Linked DNA regions of Mus musculus: region 2 is linked to region 1. A link is a loop called in an ENCODE intact Hi-C map of the cell type or tissue named here. Cell type or tissue: gastrocnemius. All regions are shown on one strand.

What was found. A loop is a pair of places that touch in the nucleus more often than their neighbours do. Peaks named below come from ENCODE experiments on the same cell type or tissue, not always from the same donor. Only the 100,000 strongest peaks of a DNase experiment are listed, where the experiment ranks them.
Region 2: it touches region 1 in a loop (4-fold over the local background); 37 of 42 quality-filtered maps call a loop at or near these places.

The regions. Positions count from the first base shown.
Region 1 is chr7:6,135,270-6,137,769 of GRCm38, forward strand. All of the region lies in intron 2 of Zfp787 (zinc finger protein 787), which reads right to left. Among named protein-coding and RNA genes, the nearest start is that of Zfp787, 19 kb to the right of the region's middle. In gastrocnemius, a CTCF peak has its summit at 1,410 (motif pointing right); no DNase peak of the experiment used is centred here; H3K27ac peaks cover 488 bases.
Region 2 is chr7:6,188,546-6,191,045 of GRCm38, forward strand. Zfp444 (zinc finger protein 444) reads left to right here. Exons shown (of 4, transcript NM_028316.3): 4 at 861-2,500. The coding sequence ends at 1,435. Among named protein-coding and RNA genes, the nearest start is that of Galp, 7.3 kb to the right of the region's middle. In gastrocnemius, no CTCF peak of the experiment used is centred here; a DNase peak (open chromatin) is centred at 1,118.

The DNA.
Region 1 (2,500 bases):
AAGAAATATTCCAGGTTCCAGGTGCCAGGTACGTGGTGATGGAACCAGAAAGCCAAGACTTGCAGTGGCCAACTAGATCTACTGAACAGCCACACTGGGTCATTGACTCAACCCATCTGCAGCAGTTCCCATCTCAGAGTATCCAGGGGGACTGTCCCAGCAAAGCCCTAGAACCTTCATGTTTCCACTTTAACCCCCAATTTCAGATGTACTGTCACTAGCCAGCCAGGTGACCCCACATGCTCAAGGCTGAGACTCACTAGTCTATCTAAGGCAAAACCAATTAGCATCATTCAAGTAGAAAACAAATGGAGACAAAGTGGCCAAAGCAGAGATATCTGCACAACTGTGTTTACTGCTGCACTGTTAATCACAACTGCCAAGAAATGAGGCCAACTTAGAAGCCCTTCCCCAAAAGAACGGATAAAGAAAATGTCTTGAATACATACAATACAATTTTATTCAGAGGTAAAGAATGAAATCTTAGGAAAAATAGCTGAAAGTATAATGTACAGGGTTAAGGGGATGGAGCTCACTTGCTGTGAAAGCAAAAGGTCCCAAGTTCAAATACCCAACACCTATGTAGAAGCCAGGCATGGCAGTGCAGTCCTGAATCTTCAATGCTGCCTAGTTGGTAGAGACAAATGGATTCTGGAAACTCCCCAGCAAGGCAACCTGAGTGACACATGGAACTTCAGTTTCTGTGAGATCTTGTCTCAAACTACCAGCTGAAGATCAATACAAGAATCTACATCTACAAGCATTGATATGTATACACAGAGAGAGACAGAGACAGGGAGACAGACAGAGAGAAAGAGACAGAGGCAGAGACAGAGAGAGAGAGAGAAAGAAACAGAGGCAGAGACAGAGAGAGAGAGAAAGAGACAGAGACAGAGACAGAGGTAGAGACAGAGACTGACTGACTGACTTAAATACACATGTGGAAGAGGAACGTAGAACAGGGGCGGGGCAGGACCAGACAGCAGAGGGAGGAGAGGAAAGCAGGAGGACTATCTAAGAGGGGGAAAGGGACCAGTCCCAAGGGTGGTGGTAGAAGTGGGTAAAGACGAAATACAGTAATGCATATGTGCTAAAGTGTCATAATGGCGCCTGGGAGACAACTGGGCAGGTAAATGTGCCTGCCCTAAGCCTGGCAATGTGAATTCAGTCACAATGCACACATGGTAGAAGACCACCAACGCCTTCAAGCTCTGCTCTGGCTTCCATGTGCATGGTGGTATGCTTGCCCCACACCCTCTCATACACACACAGACAAAATAGAACTGAAAACATTTTAAAGCTTAGAGATTCAGAGTGCCAGTGTACTGTGTGCATCTCTGAACAGTATTTGCAGTCATGACATGGAATCTGAATGTTGAATACAGCAAGAAGTCTGGGAGCTCAGGCCACAAGGACCTGCAGGGGGCAGAGGAGCATGCTATGTTAAGTGACAACCTAGGGAAGCACTGCCTAAGAACTGGAGAAGGCTGGTAAGGAACAAGAACTTTGGTCAGGCACAGTTCTTCCTTAGGCTCTGACTTTCCCTAAGGTGTCTGGTTATTCTGTTTAGTGTGCAGGTTTGTAAATAGGCAGATGTTAAGTGACTGGGGAGCTAATTAAAGGGTGGGGTTCCTTTTCAGCTGATGCTTGGAGGCTCTATAGGCCAGAACCTGTGCTCCACAGGACAGCAGGTTCTAAAGAGCAATGGGGTTTGAAAGTGATGCTGTGGGCATTTAGCAAGGGGACAGCAGGGTCAGCCTAGGAGGTCAGCTTCACTTGGTTGCACTGTCTCTGAAAAGATAGGGCAGACAACTTTTTTTTTACCTCAGTACGGTCTTCAGAGATGGCTCTGTGGTCAAGGGCACTTGGTGTCCTTGAAGATGACTCAGGTTTGATTCCCAGAACCCACATGGTGGCTCAAAGTAGCTCCAGTTCCAGGGGCTCTAATACCCTCTTCTGGCCACCCCAGGCACCAGGGAAACATGTGGTATACATAAACACACACAGGCAAAACACTTATACACAAAATAAAATTTCAGAACGTTAGAACCTGGGATATACGACTCTGCTAGCTATGCAGTACATCTGTGGGGCAGTGGACCATGCCAGGAAACCTGGTAAGGTCGAGTAGGTTCAGAAACCCCAACACCTCATACCTAAGGACAGGGAATATTTCACCTACTCCCAACCAGATTTCCTGGCCTGGAACAGATGACCACAACTCCCCACACAAAGAACATGACCCCTGGTCACGTAACACAGAACAGAATTCTCCATGCTAATGAGATATCTAGATGGGTTCTAGGGGTTAATCAATAAGCTTCCCTTCCAGGACACTCCTTCCTGAAAAGACATTTCATCTCTGGTCCACCCTGAGGAGGTTGTAAACACCTGTTCTCCACGATGAACAATAATAAACAGTTTAGAATCAAGCACTGTCTCTCTCATCAAGAACCATCGTGGGGGCCATGGAGGAAGCCTTCATCCTACAGAGCAACAC
Region 2 (2,500 bases), 53 kb after region 1:
GAGATTTGAGGCATGCAGCTGCCCAGATCTGGCTGTAGTGTTTTTGGGTGCAGGGTTCTAGAAGGACTTGCCCAAGGGTGGATGCTGCTAAATCCAGACTGGGCCCAGGCAGCCTGCCTCGAGGCCTCTGCACCCCAACATACTCTGCCTATCCCAGGTGCTATGGTGGCCTGTGTTAAGTTCCCAGCCCTGAGCTGGGCATGGAGTCTGTTATGTCACATTTGGATGAAGTGACTCCTTATATCTCTCAGACGGTGGGGCAGAAGCCAGATATTCAAGAAGAAATCAAATAGCAGCTGAGGGTGGGAATAGGGCAGCAATGAGAGACAAGTGGGCATTTCAGACAACAAAGGAAGCCAAATTCATGATGTAAAACTACTGGAACCAAGGTTGTGGACATTCCTGGGGCTCCACAGAGCAGATGGGAAACCTAGACAGAGGAGTCATATGGTTCGTCTGTCCCCTAGTTTCCCTGCCTCAGTCCATTAGTTTGTTCCATTTGGACACCCCCAGCCTCTTATAGAGCAGTCAGCCCACCCATTATGTTCTCAGTAATGTACCTCTCTCCCCACCGCCTGGCTCCTCCATCCATCACCTTTGTTCTTACATCATTATGAACCCTCACCCATGTGTCCATCGGTCCACTCCCCCAGTACTCCCTCTACCGCCTTGCCACCATTTTGTCTCCTTACTCCCTACTCCCTGTCTAGTCATCTACGCCTTGGTGTTTATTAGGCTGCGTGAAGCTCCTTGCTAGGAGGCACAGAGGTGGGAAACCTGCCCTCCAGCCACCTCCCTGCCCCAAACTGCTGCCCACCAGCTCAGCCCCAGCCCTGACTGCAGTGCACCTTTTCCCGCAGGAACCTCCTCTGGGACAGAGGTACCCGCAACGGAGAACAGCGGGGCCATGCGCCCATACAAGCAGGAGCCGGGCAGCCCCCCACCAGCTCCACTGGCACCGGTCCTCCCTGCCTTCCTGGCAGCTCCAGGCACTGTGTCGTGCCCGGAGTGCGGGAAGTCTCCCTTGAAGCCGGCGCATCTACTGCGCCACCGGCAAAGCCACTCCGGTGAGAAGCCGCACGCGTGCCCTGAGTGCGGCAAGGCATTCCGGCGTAAGGAGCACCTGCGGCGCCACCGCGGCACGCACCCCGGCAGCCCAGGGCCTGCACTGCGCCCCCTGCCTGCGCGCGAGAAGCCGCACGCGTGCTGCGAATGCGGCAAGACCTTCTACTGGCGCGAGCACCTGGTGCGCCACCGCAAGACACACTCTGGCGCGCGACCTTTCGCCTGCTGGGAATGTGGCAAGGGCTTCGGGAGGCGTGAGCATGTGCTCCGTCACCAGCGTATCCATGGCCGGGCGGCCGCGGTAGCTCAAGGGACTTCAGCACCAGGTCCAGAGGGTGGTGGTGCCTTTCCGCCCTGGGCTCTGGGGTAGCTGGGGTTCTAAACACCTGCTGCAGGGCGTCATCCCCTTAGAGTTCTCCCAACCCCATTGCCTCTTCCCTTTTGGGCCCCATATCCACTCCTCCCTTCCTTCTGGAGTTCTCAGCTTTCACCCACCCCTGCGAAAGACCCTTCTCTCCTTCCCTCATTCCATCCCCTTTTCATGGAGGAGAGACTTGCCCCAGGACACCCTTCAAGTGAGAAAGGGGGCTCAGGGAAGGAGCAGTGCCCCCACTCCTCCCTTCCAAGGATCTTGATCTTGAACCCCAGGACAGAGTCGGGGCCAATGGAGAGAAGAGGCCTGGACCCGGATCTGGTTCTCTCCATAGCCTAAAGGAATGAGGTGGGGAGAGGTACCCGAGAAAGCTTGTCACAGATGGCAGGTCACCAGCACCTGAGAGAGTAATAAAGTGACTGACTCAGTGTGTACAGGAGTCTGACTCTCCGGTGTTGTGGGAGCTGAGCATCTGAGGCACAGGGGACTTGGGGACTCCTCACACATCGCAGGAAGAAAGACTAGACTCGGAAGGTCTGGCAGCAGATCACTCCCATCCTGGTTGTCCTGGCTGTATATAGCTTCAGGTAGGTGGACCGCCCCCGAAATCCCCTTTTCTGAGCAATAGTTCCCGTTTCGTAAGTCATGGTGCTTGTAATGTCGCCCACAACCATTACTAAGTTAATAATATTGCTAGGTGCCTCCGGTCCACTCCTAATAACCAAGTGCCAGCCAGCAGGTCTGAAAGCACCTCAGTTCTTCACAGTGACCGTCCAGGAATCTAGACCTAACTTCTCTTCAGGATGCGCTTCTTTGGGTATAAAGTCTGCCCAGTCTGCTGTGGAGCAGACTCTGGGACAGTCCTTAGCCTGGCCCTGCTGGCTCTTCTGGGTACCAGCTTTGAGCTCCTGGGCTCTGCTTCCTTACCAGAACTCTATGTAATGGCATCACACAGTGGAGGGAGGTAGAGGAACCCCAATGCCCACTCAATTTTTTTTTTCCTTAAGATGAGAACTTGCTGAATCAGTCTAAGCTGACCTTGATCTCATTGTGTAACCAAAG